Linked DNA regions of Homo sapiens: region 2 is linked to region 1. A link is an interaction called in ENCODE POLR2A ChIA-PET data of the cell type or tissue named here. Cell type or tissue: A673. All regions are shown on one strand. Links, peaks and the distances in the headings refer to the core of each region. The heading gives the core; the rest is flanking DNA. Region 1 overlaps MERTK (MER proto-oncogene, tyrosine kinase). Region 2 overlaps MERTK (MER proto-oncogene, tyrosine kinase).

What was found. Peaks named below come from ENCODE experiments on the same cell type or tissue, not always from the same donor. Only the 100,000 strongest peaks of a DNase experiment are listed, where the experiment ranks them.
Region 2: POLR2A ChIA-PET joins it to region 1 with 11 read pairs; 5 of 35 experiments call an interaction of 5 or more read pairs at or near these places.

What each region holds. Positions count from the first base shown.
Region 1 is chr2:111,919,811-111,936,317 of GRCh38, forward strand. MERTK (MER proto-oncogene, tyrosine kinase) reads left to right here. Exons shown (of 19, transcript NM_006343.3): 2 at 9,310-9,730. It also overlaps the pseudogene RN7SL297P. Among named protein-coding and RNA genes, the nearest start is that of MERTK, 29 kb to the left of the region's middle. In A673, for the core only: no CTCF peak of the experiment used is centred there; a DNase peak (open chromatin) is centred at 11,211.
Region 2 is chr2:112,028,886-112,040,273 of GRCh38, forward strand. It overlaps MERTK (MER proto-oncogene, tyrosine kinase), which reads left to right. Exons shown (of 19, transcript NM_006343.3): 19 at 1-676. Among named protein-coding and RNA genes, the nearest start is that of TMEM87B, 21 kb to the right of the region's middle. In A673, for the core only: a CTCF peak has its summit at 3,939; a DNase peak (open chromatin) is centred at 3,196; H3K27ac peaks cover 1,958 bases.

The DNA.
Region 1 (16,507 bases), core at 4,217-12,216:
TTTTTTGAGCCAAAAGGAATGTATTGGGCCAGGGGCAGTAGGAAGGTCACCCCACTGATAAGCAAGCCCCTTGTGCTTTTGCTCAGATGTCTCAGCCCCTTCATGCTGCAAGCCTTGGTTCAGAGAGGTTGGATAGCTTTCCTGGTGTGCCAGGTCCCTGTTTGCCCCTCCAGACCCACTCTCCATGCTGCTCTAAGCCCCAAGAAGCAGCCTGTGGGAAGGGCAACAATGAAATCCCTAGTGCTGTGGCTCCAGCTGGTTTTGACTAAATGATACTAAGTTATATTTGTTCCTCTAAGTAAATCCGGGGTGTTCCCATATTGGTTGCTTATCTGAAATTCAGGTGTAAAGGGCTGTACTGTTTTTTATCTGGCAACCCAATGCCAACACCGTGTTTTACAGGCAACTTCACGTTCCTTCCACCGTGCAGGCATTTCTGGGCTTTCACTGGCACTTGGGCTTTTCTCCTCCTGTGGCTGGGCTGTGACCTCTTGGGGCACACACTGCCCAGCCATTTACTTCCTTTCCTTCCTGCAAGCGCCAGGCCTGTTCTCTCCAGCACTGACTCAGAGCCAGCCACCCGCTTTCTCTTGCAGGGCTTTGCTACACTTAGGGCAAATGGGTGGCGTGATCGCCTCTTCCTCCTTTAACATTCTCCAAGTGGCCCAAGGGTCACTCCAGTGAAGTTAATAATTACCATTTGCAATTTAGGACTGATCCATCAGGTCAAGTGAGTTCTGATTGAAGGTTGTTTTTTTTTTTTCTTTTTCTTCTAATGAAGTGTTGCTACTCTGTTTGTTTGTTTTTCTTCTAATGAAGTGTTGCTACTCTTTATTTTATTTATTTATTTATTTATTTTCCGAAACAGAGTCTCACTGTGTTGCCTACGCTGGAGTGCAGTGGCGTGATCTCAGCTCACTGCAACTTCTGCCTCCCGGGTTCAAGCAATTCTCCCTGCCTCACCCTCCCGAGTAGCTGGGATTACAGGCGCCTGCCACCAGGCCTGGCTACTTTTTGTATTTTTTAGTAGAGACAGGGTTTTGCCATGTTGGCCAGGCTGGTCTTGAACTCCTGACCTCAGGTGATCTGCCCGCCTCGGCCTCCCAAAGTGCTGGGATTACAGGCGTGAGCCACTGCGACTGGCCACTACACTTTATCAATCAGGAATCCTTTGGGTATTGCATAAATAGTACTAAGTAGAAAATTTCCTTTTGTGCTATGTTTGGCCTCAGCTAGCTGTGGGGGTAAAGGGAGTGGGGTGGGAGTCCTTAACCTGGGTGACAGGGCAGCTGCTCAGGACATGATTCAAATATCAGCCTGGTGTGTGCACACAGAATGTGGGGTGGGGGCACTGGTCTAGGTTCTGCGTTTTCTCCTAGAGAGGGTAGGGAAACAGGGATACCAGCATTTACAGGATTCCAGATGCAAAAGCCTTTCTCTGAACTTTGGGAGGTGAAGGCGGGCAGATCACCTGAGGTTAGGAGTTCGACACCAGCCTGACCAACATGGTGAAACTCGGTCTTTACTAAAAATACAAAAATTAGCTGGGCATGGTGGTACCTGCCTGTAGTCCCTGCTACTCAGGAGGCTGAGGCAGGAGAATTGCTTGAACCCTGGAGGCGAGGTTTGCAGTGAGCTGAGATCACACCACTGCACTCCAGCCTGGGCTGTGACAGACTAAGACGCGATCTCAAAAAAAAAAAAAAAGCCTTTCTCTAAATCACAAACCCACCTGCAGAAGGGCTGTAGGGCTGTTTGATAGCAAATACCTTCAGCAGACAGCAAGACTGGTGAGGAAACAGCATACCTCTGGAATAAGGTGCATCCTCTTGGCCATGCATTTATGTGCCATATGTTCATGTGTGCTTGAGTTGGGAAGCAAAGAACCTCTAGGAACTGAAAGATAAGCCCTCACTCTTTTGCAGCCTCCTCTGGGCCTCGTTTTTCTTTTATTTCTATTTTTGGTAGAGACTTGTCTCACTCTGTTGCCCAGGCTGATCTTGAACTCCTGGGCTCAAGCAATCCTCCCGCTTCGGCCTCCCAAAGTGCTGGGAGCCACCACGCCTAGCCTGGGCCTCTTGAGTTTGAGGCTGAACTTTAGAGAGCTCAGCTGATGCTTCTGCCCATTTTATTGTTGGGGAAGGAATAGAAAGAGCAGGAGTAATGGGTCCCACAGGCTGGCACTCACTCCTGCCATTACTGTAACTCTGGTAGAGGAGCTATTCCTCTCTCTTCCCAGGTGCCTGGGATCATAAAGCAGGCTGATGGCACACAGCATCCTGGGGTAGCTGGGGTGGGGTGGAACTGAACAGGGTTCACCAGCCAGCACCCTCAGTCCCACAGGGCTGCCACCTGCCCTGCTCAACCCTCTTCCCACAGCATGGAGGGACTCCAGGGCCAGGGAGGCTGCTTGCTGCCACATCCCCACCCACTATCATGGGACCTGCAATTTCAGTTGCTGCTGCTTTCTTTAGTCACCTCGGTGATCACCTTGGGCTGTGATCACCAAGCTTCAAGAAAATCAAAGGAGCTCATGTTAGGAAAGGCTGGTGGAGACCATCCCTGGAGAGATTGAGAGATGCCTTAGAGCTAAGAGCCCTTCGCATCCCAAGCCCGATGTATATTTTTTCCTCTCACTCATGGCTGGCAATTATATTACTCTAGTATTGCCCTTCCCCATGCATTGTCCAAGGCAGACATCACTAATTAAACTCAGCCCTTATCCCCGCAGGGCCCAGACCTGGCTTTAGAAATTCCTACTTTAGGTGGCCAGCAGGCCAGGGTTCAGATGCAAGCCAGTAACAGCCATGTCAGCCAATATTTTTGGAGTGTGCTGGTGGACTCGATGCCTATCAGCTCCTACTGCTGAGATCCTCTTGTCCTCACAAGAGTTCAAAGAAGTTATAGAGCTTTCCTGAGGCCATACCTTGAGGTGGTGAGGGACTGGGTGGGCCTCAGCCCTCTGACTGCAAAGCTGCTAGCTAACCTCTGAGCAGCACTGCCCACCAGCCCTTCTGCCTTTGCACACTGCATTTGACAAGTGCTCAGCAAGGATTCATGGATTTGAGGGTAGGATGCACTAGTTGATCACATGGAAAATAACATTCTTTACTGGCTTGCCCTAATGAACGAATTTTGAGTCTAAGAGACTATTCACAAAGTCCCTAAATGTCTGAGCCACTGTAATTGTGTGTCATAGGCATGCTGACAGCCTCTCCAAGTTCTGTCTCCAGCCACAGCAGTGTCCTTGCCTGGACCACCTCTCTTCCCTGCTCACCCTTCAGGACCTCTGCACGTCACACCCGTTTATTCTGTAAATGTTTGCTGCATGTGACTCCATGCCAATCATCATGATGGGTTCAGATGATGCCACCTCCAGCCTTCAAGGAAGTTACAGACAAGTATGTTCAGAAAAACAGGGCAAACTCACACAGAAAAATGGGCAGTATGTGAATAAACATTCACTAATCAGGTCCCTTGGGCCTGTCCTGTACTGGGTGCTGAAGAAAGATGATGGAGACAAAAGCCCTGACTTTAAGAAGCGGACGCTAGGGCTCTGGTCAAGGGCTGCATGGTGATTGGAAACACATGGGCACAGTGCAGGGGTGCTGCACCACACAAGTCCAGGACTGGATGGAGTGGCCCCTGGAGTTGGTAAATGCAGCTGCTGGAGCAGCTGGGCGGCTACTCTGGGACCTGAGTGGGAGGCTAGTGATCCAAGGCAGCTTAGCAGCACTCGTTTATGTGAAGTTAAAATTCCACTCCAGCTGTTTATCCAGTCCACATGAGGAAGCAATCCTGGAAGAAGGTGGGAGGGATAAGGTGGAGATTTCTTGTGAATTCCACCCAAATTACAACCAGAGGCACCCCACTTTTCCATGTGCTGTGTAGAAAGGACCACATTTGCATTAAGTCTTTGATGTGGGTAAGCCTTTCAGTCTGAATTCATCTGCAATCACTACCCAAAAATAATTTTGAGAGTATTCCACTTCTGTGGGGGAAAAACAGGGGGAAAAGATACGTTATACAACCAAAGTAATAGAAACAATGAAAAATTTAGCAACTTAAAATATAATTTCTAATTCATCATTGCCCAAACCCTTGGGTCCAAAACCTTGGAATGGTTTTTGTTTTGGCTTTTTTTTCTTCACATTTTGTATAATCACCCAGTGCCCCCACACAGGGCTGGTGAGGTTATGCATTGCACAGCTCTAGAGAACAATTTATACAGCCAACAACGATGTGAATGGCAATACCACCCCACTAAAATTGTGCAGTACGAGCCTCACCAATCTCACCAGCCACGTGGGGGTCCAGCCTCAGTCCCAACAGTTCTCAAGGGTTAGACCATGGAAGATTTTTACTAACTCATAATAAAATGAGAAAATAATTAAAATAATAGCTAACATTGAGTGCTTACTGTGATCCAGACAGTAATAACTCCTTTATTCCCGTTGGCAACCCTATGAGGCACCATGGTTGCCATCCCCACTTTCCCTGTGAGCAAACTGAGCCTGAGCAGCCTCGAGCCACCAGCTGTCCACTCCTGAGAACTCTCCTTTATGCCAGGATCGCATCTTTCCTCAATATCTGGTGTCAGACTGACTTTCCTTTGTGGAACACTGGTGGTAGTGAGGATGCTGTTGCTGTCAGCCCCCTCTTCTTGGTCTCCTGTATCCTTCCTACTCTTCACTGACTGCCCCTGTAGTCAGGTCTTCACTGCCTTCCTGGAAGGTTCCCACTTCCTGCTCTTCTTCCTCCTACTCAGCCAGTTGCTGGTGCCAGAATCCCCCTCATCAAGCCTAGCTCTGAGCCTTGCTCTCCCTTGCTCAGAAGCCTTCCAGGAACTTCTCCTGCCTCGACTGGGATTCAGGGCTCTCCACATTCACCTTAATTTTGGTTTATCTCCCATTTTTGTTCTAGCAGAGTAGCTCTACTCTTCAGCTAAATTGCTGTTCCCAAACTGGTTGGGCTACTTCCTGTCTCTTCAGTTTCCCACCACCTTTGACCCTGGCAGCCCCAGGCACCTTCTCCATCCCTCAGATCCATCCTTTACTCACTCATTCAACAAACCTATTTTGAGCACCTCCTACATACTGGCTGTAGTGTAGGTGGTAGGTATCATGGAGCTTTCAGTCCGGCAGTGGAGAAAGAACTGGATGAGTAATCGTAAGATGTATTACAAAAGGGTCCTAGCACCTAACCTGGGGGTGCTAACTATAGGAGGTTAGTCAGAGAAGGCCTCCCTGATGCTATGGGCAGCCTCCCCTCCCCACCCCCAGTTAGCCATGTCCATCTCCCCTTTAGCTCCTGGGACCCACTGTGGCTCTGTTCCTGAAATAAGTCTCTTTCTTTATCCCATTTGACTGTCGTAGCAAATCTTGAACCCAGGAGGTGCTATATAAATATCTGTTGGCAATCAAATCATTCTATCAACTTCTGGTAAATCAAATTGTACAGATCAGATATATATATATATATATTTTTTTTTTTTTTTTTTTTTTTTTTGAGATGGATTTTCGCTCTTGTTGCCCAGGCTGGAGTGCAATGGTGAGATCTTGGCTTACTGCAACCTCTGCCTCCCGGGTTCAAGCGATTCTCCTGTCTCAGCCTCCTGAGTAGCTGGGATTACAGGCACCCACCACTACGCTTGGCTAAATTTTCGTATTTTTAGTAGAGACGGGGTTTCACCATGTTGGCCAGGCTTGTCTCGAACTCCTGACCTCAGGTGATCCACCCACCTCAGCCTCCCAAAGTGCTGGGATTACAGGCGTGAGCCACCGCGCCTGGCCCAGATATCTTTTAAACCATCTAGAGTGTTGAGTGATTTCAGGGTAGGTTTCGTGGCTCCCGGACTTCAGTGATGTCACTTTAGTGGGTGGCCTTGCCCCTAACCAAGTTAACACTTTGTTTGGTGAACAGCTTGGCTCATGGAAAACTGAAGATTATACCCCAAATTGTAATCAGAGGTTATTATCTTGCAGGGTTGGGCTTACAAAACAGACTTTATTATTATTTTTTTTAATTTTTTTTTTTTTCTGAGACAGAGTCTCGCTCTGTCCCCCAGGCTAGAGTACAGTGGCGCGATCTCGGCTCACTGCAAGCTCCGCCTCCCGGGTTCTGCCATTCTCCTGCCTCAGCCTCCTGAGTAGCTGGGACTACCCGTGTCTGCCACCATGCCCGGCTAATTTTTTGTATTTTTAGTAGAGATGGGGTTTCACCGTGTTAGCCAGGATGGTCTCGATCTCCTGACCTCGTGATCCGCCTGCCTTGGCCTCCCAAAGTGCTGGGATTACAGGCGTGAGCCACTGCGCCCAGCCCCAGACTTTCATTTTATATTGTATATGCTTCAATAAATATTTGAATTTTTTCACAACAAATTTGTTAAGTTCCTAATTAAAAATTTAAAATATTCTTAAATAAATTAAACCAATGAAGGTATAATTTGCTTCTCCCACTTCCCATTTTTGCCTTCTAAGAAAGGGACCTATATTTAAATGGGGGAAAAAAGTGATTTGGATTAAACCCCTAACTCCTGAGTCCTCTGTAGCTCAGTGAATAGGAAGAACCACAGATGAGTGTGCCCACCCAAGTGGCAAAGGTGAATTGTCAAGGCTTCAAAGTACATGAATAAAGGGCCAAGTGTGGTGGCTCACGCCTGTAATCCCAGCACTTTGGGAGGCCGAGGCAGGTGGATCACAAGGTCAAGAGATGAAGACCATCCTGGCTAACATGGTGAAACCCCGTCTCTACTAAAAATACACAGATTAGCCGGGCATGGTGGCGCGCACCTGTAGTCCCAGCTACTCAGGAGGCTGAGGCAGGAAAATCACTTGAACCTGGGAGGCAGAGGTTGCAGAGAACTGAGATTGCGCCACTGCACTCCACTCCAGCCTGGTGACAGAGCGAGACTCCATCTCAGAAAGCAAACAAAAACAAAGCCTACATGAGTAAGTAGAGCACCCTTGAGGGAGCTCTGCAGGTATGAGACAAACAGCCAGAACATGCATTGCTGCAGAAAGCATCCACACATCAGAGGAAGGGGAGCCCCCTCCTCCTACCAAGAGCATAGGTCCACCCTTGTGAAGGTTTGCCTGGCATGTGGGCTGTGAGTGACTGGAGAGGCAATGGTCCCTGTCTGTTGTCATCCTGATCTTCACTCCCTAGCATAAGTGAACACTCCCATGATGGCACATTCATCTGTCTGGACAGCTGGGCTCCAGGCCAGCCCACAGCTGACCCACATAGCCCTCCCCTAAAGCACACAGAAGGCCCTACACTCCCACACTCACCAAGACCTCAGGATAAGGAAAAGTCTTCCTGTATCCTTGTAGGAAAATCTCTTCTCTTCTATCTGGCATTGATCCTGACTCACTAAGGAGGCAGTTCCCAAAGGCAACAGCCATGAGAGTTGGCCCCCAACATCAAAGGGGCCTGGGAGGGAGCAGTTGCTGGAATGGGAGAGGGAGCTGCATGGCAAGGGCTCCCAGACAGGGGTATGCCCTTCAGTTGAGGCATATGTGCTGTCCAGAGTGGCTTGGCAGAGAGGAACCTAGAGGAAAAATTCCCAGATCCCCTCCCTTCTGCCCCACGATTTCCTACTTATATCTCCCATTAGCCAATTAAATACTTAACTGAATACTTAAATTTAAAAAATTCCAGCCTGGGCACATACATAGCCAGACTCCCTCCCTACAAGAAAAAATTTTAAACTAGCTGGACATGGTAGCACGAGCCTATAGTACAACCTACTCGGGAGGCTGAGGTAGGAGGATCGCTTGAGCCTAGGAGATTGAAGTTGCAGTGAGTTACTGTACCACTGCTCTCCAGCCTGGGTGACAGAGCAAGAAGGCCCTGTTTGTTTAAAAAACAATTATTTGTTGTTCATCTGAAATTCAAGCTTAACTGGGCATCCTGTGTTATTTGCTAAATCGGGCACAACTCTGAGCAAAGAACACCCTACTCCCTGCACACACACACTCAGGAGCCCAGGAGGGCATGATGTCCTGAGCATGGCAGGAGGCCAGCCCTTGAGCAAGGATGGAGCCCCCACTGTGTACCCCCAGTCACCAACCCATAATGTAGACTGCTAGGCCTATATCTCTCTCACCCACCTGTCTCACTCACTCCCTCCCAACGTATTTGAATAGATAACAACCAGTGTAGAATCTGTGTCCAAAAATGCCACTCAGAAAGCTAAAAGTACAGCTATTATGAGCCTTCCCTTGCTCAGAAACCATCTAAAATACTTGTGGACCAGATGAAATAAAAACATTTCCAGGTTTATTCCAGCAAGCAAGCATTTTCCTGGAAGCTTCAGTATTCTATAGCTGGTAACTTAAGAACACTTTTTTTGTTGTTAAGGCACAAAAATTGTAAACTCATCTCTTTGTGGCCATGAGCAGCTTTTTTTTTTTTTTTTTTTTTTTTTTTGAGACAGGGTCTCACTCTGTCACCCAGGCTGGAGTGCAGTGGCACAATCTTGGCTCACCACAGCCTTGATCTCCTGGGCTCAAGCGATCCTCCTTCCTCAGCCCCCCAAATAGCTGGGACTACAGATGCATGCCAACACATCTGGCTAATTTTTGGGGTGGTTTTTTTTTTTCGAACCTCAATCAGCTTTTTAAAGACTATCAGCCAAATTTGCAGCATAGTCTCTGACAGAGCAGACAGTAAGAAAAGTTATTTATTTTGAGACAGGGTCTCTCTCTGTCACCCAGGCTGGAGTGCTGTGGTGCTACCTTGGCTCACTGTAACCTCCGCCTCCCAGGTTCAAGCTGTTCTCCTGCTTCAACCTCCTGAGTAGCTGGGATTACGGGAATGTGCCACCATGCCCAGCTAATTTTTGTATTTTTAGTAGAGACAGGTTTTTGCCATGTTGGCCAGGCTTGTCTCAAACTCCTGACCTCAGGTGATCCTCCTGTCTCGACCTCCCAAAGTGCCAAGATTACAGGTGTGAGCCACCGCGCCTGGCCAAGAAAAGTGACCTTGAGCCCTGCTGTGTCATCACCTTCTTCTTATACTGCTGAGTTGGGCATGAAGGACTTGGAATGAGTCAGTAATAAGAAAATTTTTATTTTTGGTGGGGGTGGTTACATTTCTTCAGGACTCTTCCAGAGGCGAGTTTACAAACGAATGAACTGGTGAATAAGAATATGTCCAGATGTGTGTGTTAATGAATTCTGCTTATCTTTTCCTGGGGCACAGAGGACACCCCAGTGCTCTCTCTTCTTGGCCTAAGAAGTTGGGAACCTACTTGGGAAACTCTTCTTATTTAAAAGGCTAAAATTTGGATGTTCTGTTTTACAGCTATCACTGAGGCAAGGGAAGAAGCCAAGCCTTACCCGCTATTCCCGGGACCTTTTCCAGGGAGCCTGCAAACTGACCACACACCGCTGTTATCCCTTCCTCACGCCAGTGGGTACCAGCCTGCCTTGATGTTTTCACCAACCCAGCCTGGAAGACCACATACAGGAAACGTAGCCATTCCCCAGGTGACCTCTGTCGAATCAAAGCCCCTACCGCCTCTTGCCTTCAAACACACAGTTGGACACATAATACTTTCTGAACATAAAGGTGTCAAATTTAATTGCTCAATCAGTGTACCTAATATATACCAGGACACCACAATTTCTTGGTGGAAAGATGGGAAGGAATTGCTTGGGGCACATCATGCAATTACACAGTTTTATCCAGATGATGAAGTTACAGCAATAATCGCTTCCTTCAGGTATGTGTTCTTTCTTCCTTTTTTATTTTTTTAGTTTTAATATTTATTTATTTATTTACTTATTGAGACAGAGTATCATTCTGTAGCCCAGGCTGGAGTGCAGTGGCACGATCTCAGCTCATTGCAACCTCCACCTCCTGAGTTCAAACGATTCTCCTGCCTCAGCCTCCGGCGTAGCTGGGATTACAGGCGCCCACCACCACACCCAGCTAATTTTTTTTTTTTTTTTTTTGTATTTTTTGTAGAGATGAGGTTTCACCATGATGCCCAGGCTGGTCTCAAACTCCTGACCTTGGGTGATCCGGCCACCTAGGCCTCCCAAAGTGCTGGGATTACAGGCATGAGCCACCTTGCCAGGCCTCTTCCTTTCTTTTTAAATGTCATTATGCTAATGCTGCCTCAAAAGCAAAAGCCTTTTGTTTTCTATTTAAGCAAACCACTGGTCCCTTTAGAGAGTTGAAGGATAACTGACAGTGTGTGTTCAATCTGAGCTTGGCAGTGTTGGAACTGTTGGTTAACAGATACTCAGGGGCTGGGCCTGGGAGGCTACTTCCCACCTGACCTACATATCATATCAAGTACAGCTGGACCCAAGAGCTCTACCAGTGAGTGGGAACAGTGTTTCTTACCGGGTAGGAGGAGACGTTAAAATCACCCTGGCCATGTGGGGCTTTTTAAACAGTGCAATTGCTTGAGCTAGAGAGTTCTGGGCTATAGTGTGCTATGCCAATTGGGTATCTGCATCAATATGGGGATTCCCCCCACTACCACCAAAAGCAGGGGACCACCAGGTTGCCTAAGGAGGAGTGAACTGGCCCAGGTCAGAAACGGAGCAGGTCAAAACTCCTGCACTGTTCAGTAGTGGGATTTCACCTGTGACTAGCCACTGCATTCCAGCCTGGGCAACATAGTGAGACCCTGTCTCAAAAAAAAAAAACCCCCAAAAAAAAGCCAGTGCAGCTCTCTCGTCCCTTCAGTTACCCTGCCGCCCCTGCCTTCCACCTCTCCCCACCGCCTCCCAGTGCTGATGTAGCCCCCGTGCACCGTGGGGCAGGAAGAGATGGAAAGTCTGTCTCTGGAAATGAGACAGGCCCTAAGCCTCAGACCATCATCTCAGTACTCCACTTTGTTTTTTAAGAGCAAGCTAGATGAGGTGGAGGGTTGTGTGTGACAGGGATAAGCTAAGCCAGGACTTATATCTGGAATACTCTGTTTTCCCAGGGACCCAGCTGTCATGTCTCAGAATGCTGCAGACGGGCAGGTAGATGCTTCTCTTCTTGCCACCCCTTTTGTATTCTCCACTCTTTCCTCTTAGCCAGGAGGTGTTTTGCTTTTCTGTTTTTGTTTTTTTGCATCAGGACTTCGTTGCGTGCACAGTTTTAGAATTGGGTTGGCCTGTGGTTGTTAAAAGCACAAAATGAGGTCAGAGCCACACAGGGTGGAAGCAAGAGCCTTTTTCCTGCAATTTCTCCACTTTGGAGTGGAGCCTTCTTTGATCTGTTACATTTTCACTTTCTGTGACATGATACTTGGCACCATCCCATACTGTGTCATGCCTTTTAGTGAATCATTTTGTTTCCTTTTCAGAAAACCACCTCACAATTACCACAGACCTAACTACTCAGGTTAGTGTGCCAACACTTCCACAAGATGTGCCCTTTTTTTTACATTTTTTCCCCCAGGTTGTAGGCTTGCTTAGTGGATAATCCCTTAGCCTCCAGGCAGAAAATGCAACTTCCACATTACTCTGGCTGAGTCTCTCGGCAGCCGTTCTCAGCCAGTGGCTAAGACTGCTTAGGAGATTTGACTATATTTTTTCTGCATCAACTATAAAAAGCAGATGTCTTACAATTACATAGACATAGCTTCTGAAGAGATAAGTAAAACTATCATTTAATAATAAGTGAATGACCGAGGCAGGCGGATCACGAGGTCAAGAGATCGAGACCATCCTGGCCAACGTAGTGAAACCCCATCTCTACTAAAAATACGAAAATTAGCTGGGCGTGGTGGCGCACGCCTATAGTCCCAGATACTCGGGAGACTGAGGCAGGAGAATTGCTTGAACCTGGGAGATGGAGGTTGCAGTAAGCCAAGATTGCACCACTGCACTCCAGCCTGGCAACAGAGCGAGACTCCATCTCAAAAGAAAAAAAAAAAAAAAGAAGTGAATGAGGAGTAGTTTAAAGATTTCAAGAACAGCAAGCTGGCACATTGGTCTCATTGGGTGTCACCTAGGAGGGGAGCATAGCCCTACCTTGCTGTCTCTCTGGACTTGGCCAGTGTATGACTGTGGGTGAGCTGCCTCATCTTCCCTGGTCTATTTTCCAAAGGAAGAGATGGACTTGGACCATGTGACTGCCAGCTCTACTTCTGCTCTCAGATGCCATGAGCTGTTCAGAGGACTTAAATTGTAGAGTTTTAAAATTTTGATTAGTCAGTTTCTTGTTTTGGACCCATCTCTTTAGAGTACAGAAGATGACCTGGGTATTATTTTGAGAACTTTAGAAATTTGGAGTAGAATTTATTCTACTGTGTGTTTTCAGCTTATTATATATAAACTCATTCTAAAGGAGAAAAATCTTATTTGACCTCCAAACTAAGCCTGAAAGCAAATTTAGCGATCAGAATTTTTGCAAATGATGAGCATTTCTTTTTTGAGACGGAGTCTTGCTCTGTCGCCCAGGCTGGAGTGCAGTGGCGCGACCTCGGCTCACTGCAAACTCTGCCTCCCAGGTTCATGCCATTCTCCTGCCTCAGCCTCCCGAGTAGCTGGGACTACAGGCACCCGCCACCATGCCCAGCTAAGTTTTTGTATTTTTAGTAGAGACGGGATTTCACCGTGTTAGCCAGGATGGTCTCAATCTCCTGACCTCGTGATCCACCCGCCTCAGCCTCCCAAAGTGCTGGGATTATAGGCGTGAGCCACCGTGCCTGGCCATGATGAGCATTTAGTTGAATTAGGTAGCATACAGGATGATACCAAATTTGCCTGTATATGATTCTTCAACTTTATTAAGATAATGTTCAGGGGCACAGTAGTTGTACAGTGATTCAGTGAAATAAATTATAGTTGTAAGAGTTAAAGAAAGAGGAAAGAAACATGAAATGCAGCTTAACAGTTAAAGATGGGTTTATTTTAGAGAAATAAGCCTGAGAGGGGCTCCTGGCCAATTTTGGTGAGGAGCATTATCTTTTATAGACTAAGAGTATATATTAGTTTCAGGGTAGGGGGCTTATCACAAGCTTGGAATGTTTGTATGTTGGGGAGAAGTTTATAGCAGGGTTGGAATGTCTCTGGTCAGATGGGAGGTTATCTTGGGGCTGACATCTCTCTGGCCGAAGGGGACGTTATCTCAGGGCTGGCATGTCTCAGGTCAGGGAGGGGTTTGGAGTGTTTTTGGTTGGAGATGTTATTTGTTTTTTATGGTCATGCTGACCTTAGCCATTAGGCTGATGCCCTTTAGATTTAGGCGGTTTTTAATCAAGGTGAACTTTAGAATGACAGTGCTTGTCCAAGATGGCGATACTCCTGCTCTGTCAATAGTTACTTAATCAAGATGACAAATATTTATATAATTTCTTGGCAAGAGAGGATGATGTTGGAGTTGCTAAATGTGCATTGTTTTTTAGGTGAGGACACTGAGCCCCATGAGCAGGGTCACTAGGCAGTGAGCTAGTCTTACTTAAACAGGGAGCCTGATTTGCATACCTGCAGTGACCTCTCTTCTCACATCTCCTGGGCCCTAAGGAAATCTACTGTGGCTCCCAGGAACAGTGAAGAGTTAAAAAATAGTTTTAGGCTTTCAATATAAGTAATTTTGTTAGAAATTCATTAGCCTGCAATTTTGCTGGAGTTGCCATTAGCGACATCTATGTGGACTATGTTTATTCAAGAGAATGTGCAATTAAAATCACTAGGGGCAGAGAACATAGATGTATATTGGCAGAGGTCAAAAGGACTCTAGAGAGAAACACCTGGTATTTTCAGTTTGGTCATGGGACCTTTTTTTTCTAAAAGGTATTAGGATCACACATAGAAATTCCCGTAAGAATAGGCAGAATTTATGTGAATTTTTAACATGATGAGGTCTCTAGATTGAGGACCCCATACTTTGTATCTGCACTCATTCTTTAAATATGGCACAATCGTGAGTTACTAGAGACTGACCCTGTGTTTTATCTTTCTTTTCATTATACTTTAAGTTCTGGGATACATGTGCAGAATGTGCAGGTTTGTTACATAGGTATACACGTGCCATGGTGCTTTGCTACACCCATCAACCCATCATCTACATTAGGTATTTCTCCTAATGCTATCCCTCCCCCAGCCCCCCCACCCCAACAGGCCCCGATGTGTGAAAGTTCCCTTCCCTGTGTCCACGTGTTCTCATTGGTCAATTCCCACTGATGAGTGAGAGAATATGCAATATTTGGTTTTCTGTTCCTGTGTTAGTTTGCTGAGAATGACGGTTTCCAGCGTCATCCATGTCCCTGCAAAGGACATGAACTCATCCTTTTTTATGGCTGCATAGTATTCCATGGCATATATGTGTCACATTTTCTTAATTCAGTCCATCATTGATGGACATTTGGATTGATTCCAAGTCTTTGCTATTGAGAATGATGCTGTAATAAACATACGTGTGCATATGTCTTTATAGTAGAATGATTTCTAATCCTTTGGGTATATACCCAGTAATGGGATTGCTGGGTCAAATGGTATTTCTGGTTCTAGATCCTTGAGGAATTGCCACACTATCTTCCACAAAGGTTAAACTAATGTACACTCCCACCAACAGTGTAAAAGTGTTCCTATTTCTCCACATCCTCTCCAGCATCTGTTGCTTCCTGACTTTTTAATGATTGCCATTTAAACTGGTGTGAGATGGTATCTCATTGTGGTTTTGATTTACATTTCTCCAATGACCAATAATGATGAGCTTTTTTTCATGTTTGTTGGCCGCATAAATGTCTTCTTTTGAGAAGTGTCTGTTCATATCCTTTGCCCACTTTTTGATGGGGTCGTTTGTTTTTTTCTTGTAAATTTAAGTTCTTTGTAGATTCTGGATATTAGCCCTTTGTCAGATGGATAGATTGCAGAAATTTTCTCGCATTCTGTAGGTTGCCTGCTCACTCTGATGATAGTTTCTTTTGCTATGCAGAAACTCTTTAGTTTAATTAGATCCCATTTGTCAATTTTGGCTTTTGTTGCCATTGCGTTTGGTGTTTTCATCATAAAGTCTTTGCCCATGCCTATGTCCTGAATGGTACTGTCTAGGTTTTCTTCTAGAGTTTATATGATTTCAGGTCTTACATTTAAGGGGAAGAGAAGGGAAAGCATCTGGTCTTTGGTCCTAAAACAGCACCTGTCCTAGTTGAAGATGTGGTTTAGAGTATCTAATGGCCCAGAGCTTTGGTTACTCCTCACACCTTCCATTGCTCTTACACCCTCTTTCCCGTAGTGGCCCCTGCTGTTATATAGCTCTCTCCCTTCCAAAGGAAGAAAGGACTGTGATAAAGTCATTTACTCTAAGGAAAGCTGTAACATTCACTGGTGATGTCATTTTAGACACCAAGAAATAGAGATATTGTAAAAATCAATACACATATGCAAGTACACACTAGTTATCAAAATGGCCATCCTTGCACATGAAGGTGTTTTCCGGCAATTCATTATTTGTTGGCTGCATAGTTAACTGAGGGATGGCTGAACATTGAGGCAAGTTGGGCAGACCTGGTCCCTGTCCTCCTGCTCATGGTTGTGAACAGAATGGAGGGGAAGGGCCAAATCAAACGTCAGGTGCGGCAGCGCTAAGGTACTGTTGCCTTCAGATTTTAGATTTGTCCCTGACGTATTAATTTAGAGGAGGAGGAACTGGCACCAGGACTGGGGGAGGTACACTTCTGCCTCTCAGGAGCAACCGCATCTTGCAATCAAATCTCAGTTAATTGAAACTTGGGGAAGAAAGATGGAAATAATAGGAGCTCATGGACATTTAAGTACGAATCCCATGTACTCTGGAAAGACTAAGGGAGATTTGGCATCATGCACAAGAGTGTCCCTGAAAGATTTTTAAACTACTTGGTCTTGGCTCGTGTGTGTGTGTGTGTGTGTGTGTGTGTGTGTGTGTGTGTGTGTGTGTTTAAATTATTTTAATAGTAATGTATGTATTTTGTCAAAAACTTGGAAAATACCAAACATACAAAGAAAGAAACAATGGCTTATAATTGCAACTCTGAGAAAAATTTTCCAATTATATATAAATAAATTAAATGTTCTTGAAATTAATCTTTTATTGCATAGATGATTATATATCCTGTTTCATTCAGTTTATATTATGAATATTTCTGTATATTATTAAAAGTCTTCAAAAAAATTTTTTTGTTTTTTGAGACAGAGTCTTGCTCTGTCACCCAGGCTGGAGTGCAGTGGCGTAATCTCAGCTCATTGGAACCTCCACCTCCCGGGTTTAAGCAATTCTCCTGACTTAGTCTCCTGAGTAGCTGGGAGTACAGGCGCCCGCCACCATGCCCAGCTAATTTTTTGTATTTTTAGTAGAGACAGAGTTTCATGGTGTTAGCCAGGATGGTCTTGATCTCCTGACCTCATGATCTGCCCGCCTCGGCCTCCCAAAGTGCTGGTATTATAGGCATGAGCCACTGCGCCCGGCAAGTCTTCAAAATATTTTAAGGTATTTTATTGCATAGATGATTACATATTCTGTTTCATTCAGTTTATATTATGAACATTTCTGTATATTACTAAAAGTCTTC
Region 2 (11,388 bases), core at 1-8,000, 100 kb after region 1:
CCAAAAATCAAGCCAATTCTTCTGCTGTAGGAGAATCCAATTGTACCTGATGTTTTTGGTATTTGTCTTCCTTACCAAGTGAACTCCATGGCCCCAAAGCACCAGATGAATGTTGTTAAGTAAGCTGTCATTAAAAATACATAATATATATTTATTTAAAGAGAAAAAATATGTGTATATCATGGAAAAAGACAAGGATATTTTAATAAAACATTACTTATTTCATTTCACTTATCTTGCATATCTTAAAATTAAGCTTCAGCTGCTCCTTGATATTAACATTTGTACAGAGTTGAAGTTGTTTTTTCAAGTTCTTTTCTTTTTCATGACTATTAAATGTAAAAATATTTGTAAAATGAAATGCCATATTTGACTTGGCTTCTGGTCTTGATGTATTTGATAAGAATGATTCATTCAATGTTTAAAGTTGTATAACTGATTAATTTTCTGATATGGCTTCCTAATAAAATATGAATAAGGAAGGATATGTTGAACTTACTTGAGACTTGAAAGACAGTGGTCGGCAGCGGCCTTGTGGCCTTTGCAAAGGAATTCCCTTAATGCCTGGTCCTTGGGGCAATTGCTCTGACCATTCTTGGCATTGCTTTATAGAGATATGGAAAAACCACACCAGGGTCTGTAGATAAGGAATAAAGAATATTGAAGGATTGAAAAATACTGTGTGAATGGAAAGATTTAAAATCAGCTGAAGAAGAGAATCTGGCAGGTGAAGCACTTTTCTGTTTGGGAGGGGTAGCTCATGGGAGGTAGGCATGGGCAGTGGGGCAGGGCATAGCTGAGCTCACGTTCTGCCTCTGCCACTTCGTAATAGCTATCATTTGTAGAGTACTTGTTTCAGGAACTTTATGTGAACCATCTTATTTAATCTGTATGTCATTATAACATGGTACAAATGCCATCATCATGTATGAGCCAAGAAATCCAGGCTTAGAGAGACTGAGTAACCTGCTTGTAGCCCACATCTAAACAGTGGGGGAGCCAGAATTTAGAACATCTGATTCTGGCTAGTTCTATGCCTGTGATTTGGGGGTTGTATTAGTCCATTCTTGTATTGCTATAAAGAAATACTTGGGACTGTGTAATTTATAAAGTAGTTTAATTGGCTCACAATTCTGCAGGTTATATAGGAGGCACAGTGCTGGCATCTGCTCAGCTTCTGGGGAGGCCTCAGGAAGCTTGCCATCATGGCAGAAGGCAAAAGGGGAGCAGATGTCTCACATGCAGGAGCAGGAGCAAGAGGGAGAGGGGAGGTACTCCACACTTTTCAACGACCAGATCTCACAAGAACTCACTCGGTATCACGAGAACAGCACCAAGGGGCAGATACCAAATCATTCATGAGAAATCCACCCCCATGATCCAATCACCTCCCTCCAGACCCCACCTTCAACGCTGGAGATTACAACTGAACAAGAAGTTTGGGTGGGGACACAGATCAAAACCATATTAGAAATCTACTCCAGAGCTTCTCAACATTTTTACTTTATTTAATAAACATATATCTCTTACTCTGTGCCAGGCATGGCACTCATTTAATTTTCATAACGACACTACCAGATAGGTACTACTATTATCTCCACTTCACAGATGGGCAGACTGAGGCAGGAAGAGCCTAACTTATGCTGCTAGTAAGGGCAGCAGAATTATGCAGTCAGTTGAATTGTTGATTTCCCAGCCTTCGGGGCAGCTGAGCAGGCCCAGAGCCACTGGCATCTTCAGGCCTGTTTACTCCCCACCAGTAAGCAGCCTCGCCTAGGCCTCTCCCACAGTCTTCAAGAATCAGAATCTACATGGGGTCCAACAGTGTGGCTCTCACCCAGGTTCTGGTCCCAGCTGCCCACCCAGGCACCCAATCTCCAGGGTGAGCCGGCTCCTCTGTTACTGTGAAATGCTCCATATGAAAAAGTTCTGGCCAGATGTGGGGATTCACAACTGTAATCCCAACACTTCAGGAGGCAAGGCAGGAGGATCACTTGAGCTCAGGAGTTCAAGACCAGCCTGGACGACATAGTGAGACCCTATATCTACAAGAAAAAATTAGCCAGAAATGGTGGTGTGTGCCTGTAGTCCTAGCTACTCTGGAGGCTGAGGCAGGAGGATCACTTGAGCCCAGGAGTTTGAGGTTACAATGAGCTGTGATTGTGCCACTGCACTCTAGCCTGGGTGACAGAGGGAGACTGTGTCTCTAAAAATTAAAAAAAAAAGTTCTGAGGGTTTGAAAAGAATCTGTAAAATGCCACCATTACATTTTATTCGTGAAAGAAAAAAAGCTGTAGCTCCTATAAAGATAACTTACACTGTTGAAAATTTTTGGTCATTAAAAAATAAAAAAATTTATCACCTACTTGTATAAACAGTTTCTTATCGATGGTAAGTAGCAGGAAGTTGAAGAACTGATCATTAAAGTCTTGATCAGAACCTGATGGTGACTAGTTCAAACAAAAAAAACCCACCCCAAAATAGAAAGGTATGCTCATATCTATGAGCAAAATAAGTAATTATAAACATTGAAAAATGTTATTTGGAAGTTTAATATAAACTTAATATTAAATATCTATGCTCATATACAGTACTTTGTATTTTATATTTCTAATTTTAACAGCATAATGTAAAAAATGTACAATGAATAGTTCATCAAACACCCCACAGCCCTCTAAATCCTGTCCAGTATCTTCTGTGTGGTCTGAGCAGGGCTGGGGAGCCCGGGCCAGTTCTGCCGCAGGAGAGTGTAGAAAGCTGAGCCAGCTGTGGCTTCTGGCTTTTCTTGAGACATCAAGAAACGTAGCAGAGAAATTCACTTCAGCACACAGCGTGATGCACCCAAGTGTTGGTTAAAAGTGGTGTGATGAATGAGAATGAAGCTGGGCTACCATTGTTCTTCACATTTAAATCTCCGCACTGAGAATGTTGGTGTTCTTCTTAGCCACATCTGAATATTTGAAAATTTGGAAAGAACTAACTTTCAGATGATCCAGTCATTGGCAAACTCTCATACTGTCTTCTGAGCATAAACTGAAAACAGCGTTTCAAATTCTCTTTCATAGAAACTCAAATTACTTTTGTAAGTGGCTCTTGTAGGCAAAAAAAAGGGAGAGAGGAAACAGGAAGAAACAAGTCGGGTTAATTGTCTTAACCGTGCTGGGGCTCAGGATCAGGAGGTCGAAAGGACAAGGAAACAGACATATGCCAGAAGCACTCGTGACTGGCACGTTGAGACTTGCCCTCCCTTGTGAGGATTTTCTTTCTTTTGTGTTGTTTTTTTTTTCCTTTCTGTTGCTTTTCTTAATGAGTAGAAATGAGAATCAAGCGTCAGGGCAACTCTTGGAAAACAAAAAAAAAAAGACACCAAAGCACTCTTCATGGTGAGCCAGGCCATATGGTCAGAGGTGGGCTGGATAGGAGCTCACCCTGCCAGATGTCCTTGGGCAATCGTGGGCAGGTCACTTGACTTTCCTTGAGCCCCAGTTTTCTCAAGTGTTCAGTAAACATACCAATGCCTTTTTCTGCAACACCCTGTGTAAGAAGGGGAGGAGGCAAGGTCTTCGAAAGAATATTATACTCACAAGAGGCTGTTCTCAATTTGTGGCATCATTCCTTATGCAGTGCAAACCCAGCAACATTTGTCATATTCAAAATATTTTCAGCCAGGCGTGGTGGCTCACGCCTGTAATCCCAACACTTTTGATGGCCGAGGAGAGAGGATTGCTTGAACCTAGTAGTTCAAGACCAGCCTGGGCAACATAGGGAGACCCTGTCTCTATAAAAAATAAAAAAGAAATTAGCCAGGGATGGTGGCATGCAATTGTGGTCCCAGCTGCTCAGGAAGCTGAGGTGGGAGGATCACTTGAGCCTCAAAGCTCAAGGCTGCACTGGGCTGTAATCACACCATGGCACTCTAGATGGGGCAACAGAGCAAGACTCCATCTCAAAAAAAAAAAGAAAAAGAAACATTTTCCCTGATTGTTTCATCAACTCCCTCCAAAATAAACACAGTCATTCATAATTTGAAAAGAGAAAGAGATAGTATTTCGCCTTAGCCAGAAACGCACAGTTGGGGAAGTTCAGAGTGAAGGAGGAGGCCCTCAGTCCTCACCTCAAACAGCCACTGGGCTCAGGAGCTGGAACTACCTTCCTCTTGTCTATCCTGGGGTTTAGCTACTGATGATACAAGCCTCATTGCGCCTCTCCCCAATATGTGGGTTATGACAAGCAATGGTGGCTTGCTTTACCAGGAGCATTTGGGGACATGTGGTGGGTCAGAATGCTATCCCAGGAAGGGGATATTCCCTCTCTGCCTCCATGTCTGCCAGACCTAGCAGAGGTTCCCCACCTGGGAAATGGGCCAAACCACAGTCTCTTCTTTTACAGAGCAGGCTGATTCTAGCCAGACCAGTTCTGATTCATGAAAGTCAAGACTTTTGTAACTTTTCCTGGTCAATGGCAAAAGCAAGTTGGAACTTCTGCTGAGTCCGTGGGAAAGTAACTGACCCAATAATAAACTAGCTACAACAGCAACTTAACTTCTCTAAAGATGTTTAGTAACTGAGTGACAAATGAGAAAATGGGAAGTTTTGTTTTCTTTAATAAATGTTTCAATGATGCACAATGTTCCTATCCTTAGATTTTATTTTCTTTCTTTTAAAGCTCTAAGTGAGAATAGCAGCAAAACTCCCATTCTATTTAACTTTAAAAGGCATATATAATTACTTAATTTTTTGTTATTTAAATGCAATAATTCTGGGCATGGTGGCTCATGCCTGTAATATCAGCACTTTGGAAGGCAGAGGTGGGAGGATTGCTTGAGCCCAGGAGTTCAAGACCAGTCTGGGCAACATGGTGCAATCCCATCTCTACAAAAAACACAAAAATTAGCTGGGCATGGTGCCACATGCCTGCAGTCTCAGCAACTTCAGAGGCTGAGGTGGGAGGATCACTTGAGCCACAGAGGTCGAGGCAGCAGTGAGTCATAATCATGCCACTGCACTTCAGCCTGGGCAACAGAGACCCTGTCTCAAAATAAATAAATGTAATAATTACTTCTAGAAACTGTAACCTGTGGACCACTATTTTAGAATATTTTTACATACAATCTCTCTTATTTAAATGGGATTCCATGGATAGATATATGAAAGAGAAACCAGAGAATTATATCTATTAACTCTTTCTATTCCTTAAGGACATGATAACTGTTAATTAATAGATTTATTGAGACTATACACTTAAACATTCTAATGAAGAAAGTGTTTTCGAACAACAATCATATGAGGTCACCTATAACCCACTCATCCATTTGCAAATATTCACTGAGAGGAAGGCCCTGTTCTGGGCATTGGGATCTTGCAAAGAAAGGCAGTCTAGGCCTTATCACTTCTTGGCCTTTTGGCTAAGATCAAGTGTAGAAAGGCAGTCTAGTCCTTGCTGTCTTGAATAACAGTCCAAAGGAGGGAACAGGTGGCTTTGGATGAATCATTTTCTTTTAACTATAGTCTTCTTTTTTTTTTTTTTTGAGATGGAGTCTCGCTCTGTTGCCCAGGCTGGAGTGTAGAGGCACGATCTCGGCTCACTGCAACCTCTGCCTCCTAGGTTCAAGCGATTCTTCTGCCTCAGCCTCCCAAGTAGCTGGGACTACAGGCATACACCACTACGCCCAGCTGATTTTTGTATTTTTAGTAGAGACGGGGTTTCACCATATTGGCCAGGCTGGTCTCGAACTCCTGACCTCGTGATCTGCCCACCTCGGCCTCCCAAAGTGCTGGGATTATAGGCATGAGCCACCACACCCAGCCATCATTTTCTTTTAAAGAATATTCTTCAGAATACTCTGACTTCCACATTTTGTTGAAGTCCATTCGTAGCATAGTGAAGCAGAGCAGCCACACCTGTAGATGCTATTTAGAGACTCTACAAGAAACCTCCAGAAAAGGGACAGAATGCCTTTCCTGGAAGCAAGCTCCAAGGCCCGGCCCCACATGACTTAAAATTAAAGGGCCATCAGCTGGGGCTTAAAAATCAAAATCCCATTATACCACAGTCTGAGCAGTTCAAGGGGATGCAGGCTGCTGATTTAACTCCACAAGTAGTAATGGCTTGTTTTAACAAACATAGTTTCTCATCATAAAAATGTGTAATTCGCCAGTTTTTTCATCCATACTTCATACTAGATTATCTCTAACGATCTATCTTCAAGTTTGCTAATTCTTCTTCTCTCAGCTCACAGCTACTATTGAGGCCCTCTAGTGAGTTTTTCATTTCAGTTATTGTACTTTTTCAACTCCAGAAATTCCATTCAGTTATTTTAATCACTTCTATCTCTTAATTGATATTCTCTGTTTAATTTTAAATTCAAAAATATACAACGTGGTGTTCTTTAGTTTTCCAAACATATTTGCAAATAGATGCTTTTGCTTTTTTTCTTTTTTTTTTTTTTGAGATGGAGTTTCACCCTTGTCGCCCAGGCTGGAGTGCAGTGGTGCAATCTTGCCTCACCACAACCTCCACCTCCCAGGTTCAAGCGATTCTCCTGCCTCAGCCTCCCGAGTAGCTGGGATTACAGGCATGTGCCACCACACCTGGCTAATTTTGTATTTTTAGTGGGGCTGGGGTTTCTCCATGTCCGTCAGGCTGCTCTCGAACTCCCGACTCCAGGTGATCCACCTGCCTCAGCCTCCCAAAGTGCTGGGATTATAGGCATGAGCCACCGCACCCGGCCTACCAATAGATGCTTTTCTATAATGAAGTACAGTCATGTGTCACTTAACGATAGGTATACATTCTAAGAAATGCATTGTTAGGCGATTCCATCATTGTGAGAACATCATAGAGTGTACTTACACAAACCTAGATGGCATAGCCGACTACACACTTGGGCTATATGGTATAGCCTATTGCTCCTAGGCCTATTGCTCCTATAGAAACCTGTACAGCATGTGTACTCTACTGAATACTAAAGACAATTGTAACACAATGGCAAGTATTTATATACCTATACATAGAAAAATGACAGTAAAAATACTGTATTACAATCTTATCAGAACACAGTTGGATATGTGGTTTGACTTTGGCCAAAACCTTGCTATGCAGCACATACTGCATTTATCTGCTAAGTTCAATATCTAGGCCTCGCCAGAGACAGTTTCTATTGGCTTTTTTCCTCCATGAGATAACTTTCTTGTTTACTTGCATATTTTGTATGTTTTTATTGAAACTGGATATTTCAGATCATAGATTTCAGAAACTCTGGATTCTAAAGTACCCCTCTCCCAGAGGTGGTTATTATCACTGTGTGTTTGTTTAGCAATTTGCCTGAATTAATTCTATAGATGGTGTTTCTCCTGTAGTGTTTGAGCACTAATGTCTCTGCTCAGTTGCTTTTTAAAAATTATACTTTTTTAAATGTTGAAGCCTGACTTTCAACAAGGCACCCCTGGATCAACGTAGCTTAGTAATAAGCCGATTGATTGGTCAGAGGTTGTGCTTAAACATCTTGAGCCAGTATGATTTCTACATTTTGCTTTCTGTGGCTTGCAGAATACAGTGCAAGTTCAGGAAGTTTCTTGTTTATCCAGGAGTAAATAATTCAGTAAGTGTAAATGGATTAATCATTCCGGTAAAAAGACAAAGGTTGTCACGCTAGATAAAAAGAGATGTATATCCTGCAAAAAAATTAGCTGGGTGTGGTGGAGCATGCCTGTAATCCTAGCTACTCGGGAGGCAGAGGCAGGAGAATCCCTTCAACCAGGGAGCTGGAGGTTGCAGTGAGCCGAGATCGCGCCACAGCACTCTAGCCTGATGACAGAGTGAGACTCTGTCTCAAAAAAAAAAAAAAAAAAAAGAGATGTATATCCTGAATATATAAAGAACACTTGCAACTCAACAATGAAAGGACAAATAACTCAATTTAAAAATAGGCAAAGGATTCAAATATACATTTCTCCTAAGAAGGTTTATAAGTTGCCAATAAGCACATGAAAAGATGTTCAACATCATTAGTCATTAGGGAAATTCAAATTATAACCACAAGATACCACTTCACACCCACTAGGATGGATATAATCTAAAAGACAGGCAACAACAAGGGTTGGAAAGGAGGTAGAATAATTGGAACCCTCATTCATGGCTGAATTATAAACATTCAGTTCATAATTCAGCTGTGAATGAGGGTTCCAATTATTCTAAATTCTAAAATTCATACGTTGAAGCTCTGAATCCCAGCTGTATTTTTATTAGATGGGACCTCTAAATAAATAATTAATGTTAAATGAGGTCAAAAGGGTGGGGCTCCAATCTGATAGGATTAGTGTCCTTAATAGGAAGAAACACCAAAGAGCTCAATTGCATTCTTTCTGCATGCATGCACAAAGAATAGGTCATGAGAGCACACATTGAGAAGGTGGCCATCTGCAATCCAAGGAGAGAACCCTCACCAGACACCAACCTTGCTGGCACCTTGATCTTAGATTTTCAGTCTCCAGAACTGTATTTCTGTTGTTTACACCACCTAGTCTATGCTATTTTATTAAGGCAGCTGATGGGAATGTAAAATGGTACAGCTGCTTTGCAAAACAGTTTGGCGGTTCCTCAAAAAGTTAAACATAGAATTACCATATGACCCAGCAATTCCACTGTTAGTTACATAGCCAGAAGAATTGAAGCACGTCTTTAAATAAAAACTTGTACATAAATGTTCATAGCAGCACTATTCACAATAGCCAAAAGATAGAAAGGAACTAAATGTTCATCAATAGATGAATGGATAAAACAAAATGTGGTATATATGTACAATGGAATATTATTCAGCCTTAAAGAGGAAGGAAATTCTGACACATGCTACAACATGGATGAACCTTGAAGATAGTATGCTAAGTGAAAGAAGCCAGTCAGGAAAGAGTAAATATTGTATGATATTCAACTTATATGAGGTTCACAGAGTAATTAGATTTATAGAGACAGCAGAATGGTGACTGCCAGGGGCTGTGGGGAGGAAGGAATGGGGACTTAATGTTTACTGAGTATAGAGTTTTAGCTGGGGAAGATGAAAAAGTTCTGGAGATGGATAGTGGTAATCGTTGCACAACAATGTGAATTTCCTTAATGCTATAAAACCGTACACTTAAAAATGGCTAAGATGATAAATGTTATGTTGTGTATATTTTACCACAAATAAAAAAGAGTGAATTTTATGGTATGTGTGAATTATATCTTAATTAAATCATTGTAAAAAATAATGACTCACACCAAACAAATAGCATAAAGGGGAGAAGAACCCACATGATTATCTCAGTAGACACAGAAAAAATATCTGTAAAAATCAGCATTCATTCATAATAAAAACTCTCACAAAACTGAATTTATATGTTTTGACAGAGAGTTCATTTAATACTTGGAGCTGAAACAAACAAATAAAACTCAAAATAAACAACAAAACTAAAAACCAACCACCTCTCCCAATCTTTGCAAGTTAGCTCTATGCTGGGACGCACCTTCAGCACTTAGCAAGGCTCACCCTGAGCCTAGGGTCAGCCTTCAGTGAACACTTAGTATCTTCTCAAGTCTTTTCTAAGCATAGATTTTGCCTGGGTGTGTTTGTGGCTTTCTAAATTCCTTGGTATACATGGCTGCTTTTGCATGTCCTAAGTTCCCAAAAACATCTCACCCCAGATTCTCCTTTAGGCCTTTGATGGTCTATCGTACGTCTCTACCCAGAATCTCTTGCCTTAGGCATCCATGGGTCTGTAGTCACCTGGCAGTTTTTATGAGTGATACCCACCATTTTTCTTCCTGAGTTCCAAGTTAGGGAAGACAGAGAGAAGCACCTTGTGTTCACCCTTCAGATATCCCGTGGAGAAGTTAGAACAGGTGTACATAATAATTTGTAAATAAACTCTGCTCTGTCCCCTCTGCTTTGAGAGAGAGAGAACTGGGAATCCAGCTTCTGCAGTTTCAAGACTGAGACTGCCACTGCAGCAGTGGGTGGGGGTGGGGTCATGCTGGGCAAAGATAAAATCACTACAAAACTTTTCAACCACTTTGAAGATTTCATTTCATTTCTTTTCTTTTTTAAAATGAGATAGGGTCTCACTATGTTGACCAGGCTGATCTTGAACTCCTGGCCTCAAGTGATCCTCCCATATTGGCCTCCCAAAGTGCTAGGATTACAGGCGTGAGCCACCATGTCCAGCCAAGATGTCTTTTTCTTGACTGGGCATTTGCTTGGTTGCTGTTAACACTGGGTTGTTTTCCAGAGCACCAACAAAGTTTGTTCAGACAGTTCCTGCTTGTTTTTTCAATGTTCTGAAGTGAAGAACAATCCTTCGAGTTTTCTAGTCTGCCATTTTGTTGACATCACTGTCTCCTTTGCTTTAGAAAGATATTTCTGCTGGGTATAGTATTGTAGATTGAAAGAATTTTTTATGTCAACGTTTTTTTTTTTTTTTTTTTTTTGCAGGTGCAAGATTTAATAGAGTGAAAACAGAGCTCCCATAAAATGGAAGGAGACCCAAAGGGGGTTGCCGTTGCCGGCTCGAATGCCTGGGTTTCTATCCCAATCATTGTCCCTCCCCCTGTACTCTCAGGTGATAGATATTAGCTATTTCTTTACCTCCTGTTTTTGCCTAATTAGCATTTTAGTGAGCTCTCTTTACTACCTGATTGGTCGGGTGTGAGCTAAGTTGCAAGCCCTGTGTTTAAAGGTGGATACAGTCACCTTCCCAGCTAGGCTTAGGGATTCTTAGCCGGCCTAGGAAACGCAGCTAGTCCTGTCTCTCAGTCCCTCCTCTCAACAGGAAAACCCAAGTGCTGTTGGGGAGGCGGGCCAGCGACTGCTCTAACTGCTTCCTTCTGAACTAGGGCGCAGTAGGGGTCATGCAGTTGAGATTTCCTCGGGAGGGGTGCCTTTGATGTCATCAACATCGAAGCATGGGCTAGCAGGCTGGTCCAGGGGGCTGCGGTAGATCTTAGTCCTCGACTGCACCTGGGGCTCCATTTGAAGAACGATTTGTAGTTTTACAGCTTCGATTCTGGAAGAGACAAACTTAACAAGGAGGTTAAAAAGATACAGGGATTGAAATGTATGGCCTGCAGTGCAGGGGATTATTTCTTTGGCACACTTCACAGGCCCTGACTATCTGCTTGTTAGTTTTGAAAAGGCCTGGTCCAGTAAATAAAGATTCAGCCATCTGATGAGTGCTATCAATGCCTAAGTGAAAGGTTTGGTGAAGAGTTTTAAGTAATTTCCATTGGTTAGCTGCAGGCAAAAGTATTTTTCCTTCTTTGGTGGCTAACCATCCTGAGGGGAGGAAACTATGTCCTCATGAGGTTCCCCATTGTCAGGCCTCTGAGCCCAAGCTAAGCCATCGTATCTCCTGTGAC